Regions from separate parts of the Homo sapiens genome. Here region 1 is linked to region 2. Evidence: chromatin contacts called from ENCODE Hi-C or POLR2A ChIA-PET data. All regions are on one chromosome and are shown on one strand. Each heading gives the region's core, a stretch centred on a gene start or an enhancer-like site at or near the end of the contact. The rest is flanking DNA. Distances are from core to core; before and after follow the strand shown.

The links. A loop is a pair of places that touch in the nucleus more often than their neighbours do. ChIA-PET counts read pairs that join two places held with the same protein, here RNA polymerase II (POLR2A). Pooled maps may share reads with other maps.
Region 1: a map of heart left ventricle shows a loop between it and region 2 (2.1-fold over the local background). The contact joins the enhancer-like site here to the promoter of H2AZ2-DT in region 2. A Hi-C loop is called at or near these places in 3 of 168 maps with a recorded cell type or tissue (MCF 10A, PC-9 and heart left ventricle) and 9 of 50 pooled maps. POLR2A ChIA-PET finds 5 or more read pairs at or near these places in 7 of 52 experiments (CD8-positive, alpha-beta T cell, MCF 10A, WTC11 and 3 more).

The regions. Positions count from the first base shown.
Region 1 is chr7:44,676,725-44,683,849 of GRCh38, reverse strand. OGDH (oxoglutarate dehydrogenase) reads right to left here. Exons shown (of 23, transcript NM_002541.4): 10 at 2,002-2,130. Among named protein-coding and RNA genes, the nearest start is that of ZMIZ2, 69 kb to the left of the region's middle. RefSeq lists a silencer at 5,491-5,704. Within about 2 kb of position 5,274, at least 12 of the 41 ENCODE cell types and tissues checked have a DNase peak (open chromatin) inside an H3K27ac peak, as active enhancers do; they include heart left ventricle, where a contact is called at or near this core.
Region 2 is chr7:44,843,915-44,850,583 of GRCh38, reverse strand. H2AZ2-DT (H2AZ2 divergent transcript) reads right to left here and starts at 2,113. Exons shown (of 2, transcript NR_187581.1): 1 at 2,063-2,113; 2 at 1,019-1,125. H2AZ2 (H2A.Z variant histone 2) reads left to right here and starts at 2,497. Exons shown (of 5, transcript NM_012412.5): 1 at 2,497-2,615. The coding sequence starts at 2,613. RefSeq lists silencers at 2,162-2,221, 2,482-2,871 and enhancers at 1,798-2,356, 2,357-2,914.

The sequences.
Region 1 (7,125 bases), core at 4,025-6,524, 170 kb after region 2:
TGAGGGGAACCCTTAGCTACGGCTGGTGGAAGAATCTAACAGGTGATATGTATCAGGCCTGTGCAGAAATATTCATGAGAATGTTCATCACAGCCTTACTGAAAATAAAAAATGAGAATCCTAAGAGTCCATTTTATGAAACAAGTTATAAGATATTTCTATTAAAATTATTTTAAAAGGGTACGTAATGATATGAGCAAATATGTGGTAAATAAGAGTGGATATAAAGCTGTGTACATGGAACCCAGTTTCTTAAAGAAAGAGAACGTCCCCATGCACAGGCCATCTGTATGCCTGTGGAACCAGAAGAAAATATTCTTGTCGGGCATGGTGGATCACACCTACAATCCCAGTGCTTTGGGAGACCAAGATGGGAGGATCACTTGAAGCCAGGAGTTCAAGAGCAGCCTCGGTAACAGAGTGACATCCCGCCTCTACACAAAATAAAAAAAAATTAGTCAGGAGTGGTGGTGCACGTCTATAGTCCTTGCTACTCGGGAGGCTGAGGCAGGAAGATGCTTGAGTCCATGAGTTCAAGGCTGCAATGAGCTATCATCATGCCCCTACACTCCAGCGTGAGCTATGGGGCAAGACTGGTCTCAAACAAACAAACAAAAATCTAAAACAATAATGCCATCTTAAAAATAATGTATTAAAATCTATTTTTTTCTTTTTTATTTATTTATTTACTTATTTATTTTGAGACAGAGTCTTGCTCTGTCATCCAGGCTGGAGTGCAGTGGCGTGATCTCAGCTCACTGTGAGCTCCACCTCCCGGGTTCACGCCATTCTCCTGCCTCAGCCTCCCAAGTAGCTGGGACTATAGGTGCCCGCCACCACACCCGCCTAATTTTTTTGTATTTTTAGTAGAGACGGGGTTTCACTGTGGTAGCCAGGATGGTCTCGATCTCTTGACCTCATGATCCGTCTGCCTCGGCCGCCCAAAGTGCTGGGATTACAGGTGTGAGCCACCACGCCCAGCCTATTTATTTTTTTCAAGACAGGGTCTCACTCTGTTGCCCAGACTAGAGTGCAGTGGCATAATCATGGCTCACTGCAGCCTCGACCTCCCAGGTTCAAGTGATCCTCCTATCTCAAACCCCCAAGTAGCTAGGACCACAGGCATGCACCACCATGCCTAATTTTTTTAATTTTTTTTTTAGACAGACTCCTGCTCTGTCGCCCAGGCTTAGTGGTGTGATCTTGGCTCACGGTAACCTCCGCCTCAAGGGTTTCAAGTGATTCTTGTGCCTCAGCCTCCCAAGCAGCTGGGATTACAAGTGCGCGCCACCAAGCAGGTAGCTTTGTATTTTTAGTAGAGATGAGGTTTCTCCATGTTGGCCAGGCTGGTCTCGAACTCCTGGCCTCAAGTGATCTGCCCACCTTGGCCTCCCAAAGTGCTGGGATTACATTTGTGGGCCACCATGCCCGGTGCTAACTTTTTTTCTTTTCTTTTTTTTTTTTGAAATGGAGTTTCGCTCTTGTTGTCCAGGCTGGAATGCAATGGCGCAATCTTGGCTCACTGTAACCTTCACCTCTCGGGTTCAAGCAATTCTCCTGCCTCAGCCTTCCAAGCAGCTGGGATCACAGGCATGTGATCCCATGGCTAATTTTGTATTTTTAGCAGAGACGGGGTTTCACCACATTGGCCAGGCTTGAACTCCTGACCTCAGGTGATCCACCTGCCTCGGCCTCCCAAAGTGCTGGGATTACAGGACTGAGCCACTGCACCCGGCCACCCAGTGCTAATTTTTCAATTTTTTTGCAGAGAAAGGGGGTCTCACTATATTGCCCAGACTGGTCTCAAACTCATGGGCTGAAGCAATCCTCCTGCCTTGGCTTCCCAAAGTGCTACGATTACAGGCGTGAGCCACTGCACCTGGTTTTTAATAACAGATGTATTTTTATAATCAGAAAACAGTGAACGTCCTAAATGACTCAGAGATGTCATTCTAAGTAAGACTGATGTGAGCAGCAAAGCCGCAGGCTGGTGTGAGGTACCTGGTTGTTGACGACCACGTGCACGGTGCCATGAGTTGTGTAGGATGGCAGGTCGCTGAGGTGGAAGGTCTCGTACACAATGCCCTGGCCAGCAAATGCAGCATCCCCATGCAACAGGATGGACATGACCTGTAAACACCAAAGGAGACCCCAAATCCAGAATGTTCTGATTGCCAAGTCCACAAGGTAAACAGAGGAAATGCATCATTTGTTTTTCAAAAAATAACGTTTTGAGATAATTTCAAACATAGAAAGTAGCAGGAAAGTCCACAGGGCCCCAAATCCCCAACATGCTAGCACCTTGGTATATCTGCTCAACACCAACACACCCTGCCATCATCATCTGTTCTCAGCACTGAAAGAGCTGTAGACCTGATGCATTGCTAGGACACTCTCCAACATGACTACCCGGACCCTCTGTTCCGGGAGGGCAGCACTAGCTTAGCCATTGGCCCCAGACCCCACATGGGAGGGCAGCATCACTTGCCAGGTCTCTTTGGCTCCTCCAACCAGGAGCAGCTCCTCATCCTTCTTGTCTTTGCACCCTTGACAGACCTTGGGTCCCCACTTGGGAAGGACATACTGCATCAGGTCAGGTTAACTCTGCTCACCTGGGAGGCTGCTGTCTGCTATCCTCCCTTTCACTCACCATTGTTTTCCTTGGCAATGAGTATAGTGGTAGTATTTTGTGAGAAGAAACTTTACATCCTGTTCCTCCTCAAACCTCCACCCCAGCCTCAGCAGTATTGACAACTGCGTCTGAACCAGCCCCTTGGGTGGTTGATGGATGGCAAACACCAGTTTCGATTACTCCTAAATTTATTAGTTGGCATTCTCTGCAAGGAAGAGCTTTCCCTTCTCCCTTGTTTATTTACTCGTGTTAGTATGTACTCATGGTTCCTATTTTATTCGACAGGTTGCATTAATATTGTTAGTTATTTTAATGCTCACACTGTTCCAGGTTGATAGGGAGAGCAGCTCTGTCCAGCTGCCTCCCTTTCCTGTGAACAGGGACAGGTCTCTTTCATTCATGAGCACCTCCTTGCTTCCTGACCAACAGAACATTGTAGCTTCCATGTTGTACTGTCCCTGTCCAGCCCTGGACAATATCAGCTGTTTCTCTAAGAAGCCAGCTTCCTCCAGTAGAGGATGGGATTTAAGACCAGTATTTGTGTGCTCATCACTGCCAGGATATCATCATTTCTAGGCCCATTCCGCATACATCTAAAAAATACATGTGTGCATATGCAGGCGCACATATACATGGCTATTTCTGTGTGTGTGTGTGTGTGTGTGTGTGTGTGTGTGTATGCAATAAAACTATGAGTTTGTATTGATACCTCCAAATTTTAATCCAACACTTTCTAGGCCACCTCCTTCCACACCTATAAATATCTCCTACAACTGCAAGACACTCCATCCTCACTGCCTTTGATATGTTTACTCATTTGCTCAGTGTCCCCAATGCCACAATCATGTAAGCCCACCACCTCTACTCCTTGGATACACAGCCTATACCTCTTTAAAACCCTTGTATTAGTCAGAGCTCTCCAGAGAGACAGAACTGAGAGGGTGAAGAGGAAGAGGGAGAGAGAGAATGATTTTCTTTCTTTCTTTTCTTCTTTTTCTTTTTTTTTGAGGCAGGGTCTCACTCTTTCACCCAGGCTGGAGTGCAGTGGCACGATCTCAGCTCACTGCAACCTCTGCCTCCCAAGCTCAAGTGATTTTCCCACCTCAGTCACACAAGTAGCAGGGAATACAAGTACATGCCACCATGCCTGGCTAATTTTGGCATTTTTTTGTAGACACGAGGTTTCACCATGTTGGTCATGCTGGTCTCAAACTCCTGGGTTCAAGCACTCCTCTTGCCTCAGCCTCCCAAAGTGCTGGGATTACAGGCATGAGTCATCGTGCCTGGCCGAGAAAGATGGGTTTTTAAGGAATCAGGCTGGCAAGTGCAAAGTCTGCAGGGCGGGCTGGCAGGCTGGAGACCCACAGCAGAGCTGATGTTGCAGCTTAAGTGTGAAGGCTGTCTGGAGGCAGAATTCCTTCTTTTCTGGGAACCTCAGTTTTTTCTCGAAGGCCTTGAACTGACTGGATGAAACCCACTCACATTGTGCAAGGTCTTCTACTTTACTCAAAATCTACTGGTTTAAACGTTAATCTTATCTTTACAAAATGCCATCTAGATGGGTGTTTAGCAAAAAAAACCTGGACGCTGTGGCTAGCCAAGGTGATATACAACACACCCTCTCCTGCTGTGTCCTCAGCCTACGGGCCTACTGACCTGCACCTCCCTGAGTTCTTGTGATTACCCTGGTCCTCAGCGCTGTGCTGAGTCATCCTTGGTTAAGACCCATGATTTGTGTGTCAGGGACAAAACCTAGAATTTTTAAAAACAGAACTGCAGGTGTCCTGCCTTTTGGTGGATGTGGCAGGTGCTCACTAGGATAGCAGCATGTGGACGTAAGGATCTGGTTTGCTTACGGGGCCCCCTTGGAGGTGTGCAGCTTTGCTACGATGCCCAGGCTGCCTGAGTGTAAAAGCCATTGGTTTTGAGTCACTGACATTTCATGCTTTCCTGATCCCGATAGTGTGTTGTTTCTTCCCGCAGATACTTTTCTGTCCAGTCTGTCTTCTGCTGACAGGGCACCTGTAGTCAGTCTTCCTCTTGTCATGGTATTTGCTCTTGATCATCCTGGTGATGTTGTACTGCGACTACCATGCCATACTGCACTGTGGTAACTGTCTGCTGAAATCACAGCCAGGACACATGGGGAATCTCCTTGTGTCTGGCAGCCTGAGCCATACCTCTGGCAGGAGCGGGTTCTCCCTTTGCAGCAGGTTGCATTGCTGCACTGAGGAAATGCTTTCATGAACAAAGATCCCAAAGGCCATATTAGCACTGAGCCAAATCAGGTCTGTTTCACAATCATGCATGAGGTTATGGGATGACCTCAGCTGCACTTACAGAAAGTATGTAATTCTTCACGAAAAATGCTGAGAGTTACATAACACACACTCCAGCTCCCTGAGTTTCTGGATTTAATAGAAATCAAATCATGTCCTATGGGTGTCAAGAGGAGTAAGAAGAACAGGCAGATGGCTGAGCCTGCAATGACCCCACACTGACCCTGCTGGGGACATGTGAGGGCTTGAGGCAAGGTGACGAGGAGGCTCAGAAAGAGGGCCTGGCAGCTATCCACATTGGGGCAAGGGCAAACTTGTGACAACAAGGTTTGTGTAGACTGGAAAACAAAGGGACTGACAGTTCGGACTCAGCTGCATGCAGACTTATGAGCAAATCAGGGACTAACCAGCCTCTCCTGTCCTGGCATCTCATGAAGGGACCAATCAGTGTGACCATCTGTAGCAGTTTAAAATATACTCTATTGCTTTTACTCTAATGATTTCATTCCTTTTTGGGAAATTTCCAGCATTATGAGGTGAGTACTGCTAGAGTGGATTTCTGTCCACAATCTATGAATGTGGGAATCACCCAAAGTTTTCGGTAATCTCATTCCACTACTCAGCCCAAATGCCTGGGCGAGTGTCCTAGCCAAGGAGGGTGCAAATACCAGAGGCACTGGTCATCACAATGCTGATCTCCCCATGCCGATCTCACCTTAGCCCAGGCCATCCCAGACACCCAGTGTTGTTACTGCCTGCGGGGGCTGCAGGTTCCCCAGAGCTAAGGCCTCTTTGCATCTAGTTGAAGTTTCTGTGGCACTGTCCTGGCCCATGAGCTTGAAGCCATGGAATGACCTCTGCGTCCCTGTGGGTCATACTCGTTCTTTACAGTGAGCATTGATCGATGCGGGAATCACTTCCCCAGCCCAGGCTCCATTACCTATGATGACAGTTTCCCTTCCTCTAACACTGTAAGCATGACAGTAGTAGATTTACAGTATTTAAAATTATAGAGCCTGGTAAAGTAATAATTGGTTCCACTTCTTTTTTTTTTTTTTTTCCTTTGAGAAGGAGTCTCCCTCTGTCACCCAGGCTGGAGTGCAGTGGCGTGATCTCAGCTCACTGCAACCTCCGCCTCCCAGGTTCAAGCAATTCTCCTGCCTCAGCCTCCTGAGTAGCTGAGACTACAGGCGTGTGCCACCATGCCCGGCTAATTTTTTTTTTGTATTTTTAGTAGAGATGGGGTTTCACTGTGTTAGCCAGGATGGTCTCGAACTCCTGACCTCAGGTGATCCACCCGCCTCAGCCTCCCAAAGTGCTGGGATTACAGGCGTGAGCCACCGCACCTGGCCAATTGGTTCCACTTCTAACATAGACCTGACTTCTTTCCAGGGCACAACTAGGAGGCCGGCCCCTCCCTGCTCTGTGTCCCCAATTCCCCCTACATCTTTGCTCTTACCTTTCATCTCCAGAAAACATTCTTCCCTTCCCACCTCCCTAAATCCTGCCACTTCTCAAATAAAATGACAACTACCTGCTCTGCTACTAAGGGGTGTGCCTTCTATCCTTGGTCCAACTCTAGCCCACACCCCTGCACACCTCTTCCAAAGCTCTTCACGGCTAACTCCAGTTTCCTATCATGCCGTGTATGTGCTATTTGCTTCTTTACACACGACCTTTTTTCTAAAAAGAACAGGAGGCTCTGGAGAGAAAAGTGGTGATGCCTTCTTTATATGTTTCCCAGAACCCATACATAAGACATTACAAATATTTGATTTTTTTTCTGATTATTTGGTTTTTAGGTCATCATTAATAGGAAATATAAAATTTGTCAGACAAGATTCTATCTTGAAGTTAAATAAGGGCAAATTGTTACAATCTGTTGAGACTATTTCTACACAAGCAGGCAGGCGAGTCAACCCCCAACACTCAGTCACATGACCAGAAATGGTGAAGCAGGACCCCACCTGCCTGCAGTCTGTGCCCTCCTCCGTCTCCTACCAGCCCGTGAACTCCCGCCTCTAATCACAGCAAGCATGACTCTCCTGACAAGTCTCAGTTCTACAATTTCTCCTTCAGGCTCACCTACACTTTTTCCTTACAGAGACTCTCAGACTCCCCTCCTTTTCAGTGAAAACATCTCTGTCCATTCAGAATAACTGCAACCTGGCTCCTTAACAGATTTGGTGAAGACAAAAGCAAACTTCCCACATA
Region 2 (6,669 bases), core at 864-3,363:
GGTAATGCCATCCACTGAGGCCAGAAACACAGAGGAGCAGGAATTAACAATGGCTATTTTTACTGAAGTAACTCCACTCTTCTACCTAGTTTTGAGGCTTCTATTAATCTGGGCACATTGCTCCATTCCTTCCTATTTCACTGGACACCCTTCCTCACACTTGTCTGTACCTTCATCCGTATTTTTCCAAATTCTTACTTAGAAGCTCACCCTCTTCCTCTTCTTGAATTTAAGTTACCTTTTTTTAAAGACTCACTTCCCCAAAGTTGCTTCTCCTGATTCAAACTTTGGAACAGCTATCATCAGCCTGGATATAAATTTCTAAAGTGCCAGCCTGGGAAAATCCTATGACAACAGAATCTCCACTAAGGCAGAAACTTGTTTTTTTCACTATTAACTCACCAACACCAAGAACACATTCTAGCACAGTCAATGCATCATACTGTGAAAAGAATGAAAGAATTTAAAGCTGGAATGAGTTGGAACAAATGTGAGCTGGTATCTTGGTTATCTACAGGCTATGCGGTCTCAGGCAAATGACTAAGTTCACCTAAGCCCATTTCTTCAGTTATGAAATGAAGCTGGCTCTCCCAGAAAGCTCATATTGTCCAGACTGTAATAGAGATGATCATGATAGGGTGATGGGCCTTTTTTAATTGTGGAAACAGGCCAGGCGCGGTGGCTCACGCCTGTAATCCCAGCACTTTAGGAGGCTGAGGCGAGAGGATCACTTGAGGTCAGGAGTTCAAGACCAGCCTGGCCAACATGGTGAAACCCTATTTCTACTAAAAATACAAAAACTAGCGGGGAATGGTGGTGGGAGCCTTTAGTCCCAGCTACCCAGGAGGCTGAGGCAGGAGAATCGCTTGAACTCAGGAGGCGGAGGTTGCAGTGAGCCCAGATCACACCACTGCACTCCATCCAGCCTGGGCAACAGAGTGAGACTTCATCTCAAAAAGTAAATAAATAAATAAATTGTGTTAACACTGTGGAAGAAAAACGATCGCTGGAGAGCCTGTGCACTCACATACATCCTTTAATTTTTACAACAGCTTCCGGGGGAAGGCGATTCCACTTTAGAGCTTTTCTTCCTTTCTAGCTGGGAGTTATCCTCCAAATTTTAACCTAATGATGTAAGCAAAATAAACACACTGAAGAGGTTGAGAAAAGAAAAACGGCTCACAACAGTCTGAGCTCTGTGAGGTCTGCAAAATGTATTAGGCCTAGAGGGACATGAGTATGGGACTTCGGTTATGCCCACCCTCTGCCCCCACATACACACATACCCAATCCCATGCATACCCAATTGTTTAAAGTCATTTCATTCCTGACTATCGGCCTCATCCATTACCTTTTTTTTTATTATTATTTTTTAGACAGGGTATATTCTGTCTCCCAAGCTGGAGTGCAGTGGTGCGATCATGACTCACTGCAGCCTCGACCTCCTGGGCTCAAGAGATCCTCCTGTCTCAGTCTTGACAGTAGGTGAGGCTACAGGTTCGCGCCACCAAGCCGGCCCCATTATCTTCGTGTTCTTAGAATTTGTAATACATGCCGGGCGCGGTGGCTCACGCCTGTAATCCCAGTACTTTGGGAGGCAAAGGGGGGCAGATCACCTGAGGTCAGGAGTTCGAGACCAGCCTGACCAACACGGAGAAACCCCGTCTCTATTAAAAATACAAAAGTTAGCTGGGCATTGGGGCGCGCGCCTGTAGTCCCAGGACTCCATCTCTAAAAAAGGAAAAAGAATTTGTCATACAAATAACAATATGTAGCCAATTGATAGCTTTTGTTTTTGTTTGTTTGTTTTGAGACGATGCGTCGCCCAGCTGGAGTGCAGTGGCGCGATCTCGGCTCACTGCAACCTCCGCCTCCGGGGTTCAAGCGATTCTCCCGCCTCAGCCTGCCGCGGACCTTGTCAGGGTCCGCGCTGAGAGGACGTCAGGGTAGTCAGTCCGCCAGAATACGGCTGAGCATGAGGCCTGCCTAACCTTGAAACCCAGCGCCCTCCTGATCCACACGTTCTAAGACGAATAAATCCTCACAGTCTGTGAAAACCCACCAGGAGAAGCACGTCCAACACTCTTTACCTCCCCAAACAAGTCTCAGAAGCGGGAAAACCAACGCCGCGAATGGGCGGGAAAGCCACAGCGCCTGCAATCGCTTCACCTTATTAGCTAATTTTGCTGTCCTTCCCAGTGGCCCGCCTCCCTTGCTCGCGGGCGATATTTTTATTGGCTTTCGTCTGCGAGGCGTCCAATCTCATTGGTTTGCCTTTCTGTTCGTCAGGCTTGGGCGCCTGGTGAAAGGCAGAGAGCGCGTCACTATTGGGGCTGGAGGCCCCGCCTCCGCGTGCCGTGTGCAAAAACAAACAGCCGTTAGGAAGGCGGTGCCGGGGGGGCGGGGTCTGGCTAGAAGGAGGCGCGCGATTGAACAGCCGCTGGGGTTCGAACCAGCAAGACAAGCGGGCATTGGCCACAGCAGCGCGAGGCGGGCACGGGGTATTGTCCGGCTCCGGCGGCGGCGGTCGGTGCTGCGAGAGCGGCGGCGGCGGCGCGGGTCGGCAGCGGGAGGGCGCGCGGCCGAGCGGAGGCGGAGTCGGCGCCGAGAACATGGTAAGGGCGGCCGGGTGGGCCGGGGGCACGGGGCCTGGGAGAGCAGAGCGCGGAGGCCCTGGCGTCGGCGCCGCTACCTGTGGAGTCGGGAGTTTGCGGGTGTCTGGGCTTCGTCCGGCCGAGCCCCTCGCCGCCCGCCGGGGGGCGCCATGTCCCAGCTGCGGAGCCCGACACGGGTCCCCGGGTGAGAGCTGGGCCTGGCCGGGTAGAGCGCGAAGTCTGTTCCGAGCCGGATAGATCTGTCCCGACGCTTGTGACGCTGCACCGCCCGTCTTAGAAGGAGGAGGACGGCAGAATCCGGCTTGGAAATGTAGAAACAAGTGCTGGATCTTAATGTGATCGCTTCTCTGTATGAATGAGGTCAAACAGGCTGCCGCTGTACAAGTTAGATAAGTCTTTGGCGATGTTTGGTTACGTAATCTCCCTGGCAGTCAGTTTGAGGGTTTCTGCGAAAGGGTGCTTGTATTTGTGGTCTTTTGAGCGACAAAGAATGGTTTTATAGACCAGAACCACACGATTTGTTCTAGGTGATTGCACAGGTTAGAAATGAACGCCCGTTATCTTCTGAGCCCCTTGCAGTTTGCGGTTTTCATTATACAACAGTACTTTCCTTTGCCCTTGCTATGGATTTTCAGTCTTAAAGTATTCATCTTTTCATTCTGAAATTCAGATCTAGATAAGAAGAGTGTGGCTTTAAAAAAATGAAAGTGAATAGAACTTCAGCCCCATTTTAAAGTTGAGGGGAAAAGAGAAGGTGCTAAAGGATACGCTCTGAGTTGCATCAAAGATTGTGTAAAAATAATAAGACTGTTATGGAATCTTATTTTTGCCGGTATTCGTGCTTTAAGCATTCTGTTGAAAGGTTACTTCAACGGGAGCTACCTGCTTAAAAGTTAGCACCAAGCTGTCATTTATCATACTGCAGATAGTATTAGATGATTTGTCTTGTGCTTGATGTGACAGATATGGTATTGAATAGACATAACACCTAACTGTAAACAGATTGGCCAGTCGAGAGGACAATGTTTGGTTATTGTAAAATACCCAAATCTTAGAGCTGGAATAGACTTTAGGGATAATTGCTTCCAACGTCTAACGTATAGTTTATTGTTATTGTAAAAAACCCAAATCTTAGAGCTGGAATAGACTTTAGGGATAATTGCTTCCAACGTCTCACGTATAGTTTATTGTTATTGTAAAGTACTTTATAGTACTTTATCAAACTGAGGTACAGCTTACATCTAATCTGTAAAAGGATTTGCTCAAACAGATGATTTTCATGATTCTAGTTTTTTGTGGTTTTTTTTTTTTTTGGTTTTTTGTTGTTTGTTTTTTGTGGTTTTTTGTGGTTTTTTTTTTTGAGACGGAGTCTCACTCTGTTGCCAGGCTGGAGTGCAATGGGCGATCTTCACTCACTGCAACCTCCGCCTCCCGGGTTCAAGCGATGCTCCTGCCTCAGCCTCCCGAATAGCTACAGGCGTGCGCCACCACGCCCTGCTAATTTTTTGTATTTTTAGTAGAGATTGGGTTTCACCATGTTGGCCAGGATGGTCTCGATCTCTTGACCTTGTGATCCGCCCCCCTCGGCCTGACAAAGTGCTGGGATTACAGGCGTGAGCCACCGCGCACGGCCAATTCTAGTTTTTCAGATATTTTTCAATCTCTAGTGATACGCTATATGTTTTATATCCACTTACCAGTAGCTAAAAATACATAAGTATTAACATAAGCTAAAAATGCAGGAGACATTGAGTTGTCGTTCTTGATAGATTTTAAACCTGAGAGGAAGTAAGCAGATGTCTGTTAAAACTGACATGAAAGTGTCTTAGTATCCAGTTTGCAAGTTTATCCAAGTAAAATGAACGAACTCCTACTTCCTCCTCTCTCTCTCTCTCTGTCTCTCTCTGTGTGTGTGTGTGTGTGTGTGTGTGTGTGTGTGTGTGTAATTTTTTAAAACCAACAACCTTAACTCAGGTTAATACGAAGTCAGTTCTTGGAATTAAAAAATTTAGATTTGGGTTCTCAAGCACCAATTATATTAAAATGAATGTTCAAAGTAGGGAGGCTATATATACAGTTTGAGGGGATATCGGAAAGAAAGTAATTATCCATTTATTGTATAGTTTTATATTCAGATAAGTTTGATACCATAAAAGTTTTCTTTTGTTAAGTATGAGAAATGTATCAGGAATCTCTAAATGTTGGAAATAGTCATTTAATGGATTGAGGCTTTTAAAACCTGACTGTATGTCTACTTCCTTAAAAAGCAAATAGAACACCAAATATGACATATCTGAAACAGTGAGGATAAAATTGCTTAAGCAGAGTAGTTATTATATGACCTGGGGAGCCTGGGGAATTTTGTAGTTGTTGGCTTTTTATTAGTGACTACTTCTTATTTTTTCCAATCCAGTCATAGGAAGACAGTGATTATAATTTTAGATGCCAGTTGAGAGGTTTTTAAGTGTTATATATTAGGGCAAATGGAGGTAACAAGGGTTTTTTATTTGAGAAGTAAGTAAGACTGTCTTGTTAGTGGAGCTGACCTCAAAAATCCAAAAATTGTATTTTTCTTATATAACAACATAGTCAAAAATTATTAAAATATGAGGCATTCTGGTAGAAATAGAGAGCGTCTCAGTTCTTACTGGTAAACTTAAATCAGTCTCTTGTTGAATTACCTAATATAAGAGAGTGAATATGAATTAGTTCTTAGATTTTTATTTTTCCTGTTTCTGATACCTGCCAGGGTTTTACTGTTTTTCTTCCATATTATCTTGGGTGACACGCACTTAATCCACTTAGACGTGCAATTAGAGGAAGTATACAGGGGTAATTTTTAGCTTTAAAAAATTTTTAAGGAAAGGGTTAGCTACAAAGGGGATATGCCATTTCAAAGCTTACCATCTATTTTGAAAGAATAGCCCCTCAAACAGCCAATCTTGTAAACTGATTTCTTTTTTTAACAGTAAAGAAATAATCTGTTTAAATGGTAAAAGCAAAATATATGAGAGAAAATTAGTTTTCTTAAGTCAGACCTTTAGTATTTCCTCCCGAGAGGCAAATAACATTTCTAATTTATTGTGTCACCTACTAGAAATACATGTGTACACATATACTCTATAATACCCCATATTTACTTAAAAGCTCATTACATTGGCACATACTTTGCCTTTTTCATGCAGAAATAGGTTTTTTTAAAGCGTACAGTTCAGTGGCATTAAGTACATTTATAGTGTGCAACCATCACTGCCTTCTGCCTCTAGAACTTTTTCATCTTCCCAAGTGGAAACTCTACCCATTCAACAATAACTCGGCCAGGCGCAGTGGCTCACGCCTGTAATCCCAGTACTTTGGGAGGATGAGACAGGCAGATCACTTGAGGTCAGGAGTTCAAGACCAGCCTGGCCAACATGCAGAAACCTTGTTGGTACTAAAAATACAAAAATTAGCAGGGCATGGTGGCGCGCACCTATACTACCAGCTACTTAGGAGGCTGAGGCAGGAGAATCACTTGAACCCAGGAGGCAGCTACCCCTGGCAACCACAAATCTGCTTTCTGACCATGAACTTTACTATTTTAGGGACCTCATAAGTAGAATCATACAGTATTTGTCTTTTTTGTAACTGGCTTATTTTCCTTAGCATAATGTCCTCAAGGCCCATTCATGTTGTAGCTTGTGTCAGAATTTCCTTTTTAAAGCTGAATACTATTCCATTATATGTATATCATTTTGTTCATCCATCATTGGACACTCAAGATTGTTTCTACCTTTTGGCTATTCTGAATAATGCTTCTGTGAACGTGGGTATACATGTATTTGTTTGAATCCTTGCTTTCAATTTTTAGGTGTATACCTAGAAGTGGAATTGCTAGACTATATGACAATTCTGTGTTTAATTTTTTGAGGTTTTTTTTTTTTTTCTTGGAACATGCTTTATTTTTCTGAGAGCTAAGTTCTAAATATTTCTGTGGAAGTAATATATGTTACATTGACATTGATAAAAATTGTGAAATATTTCATGTATGCATAAAAGTTATATTGACTTGCAA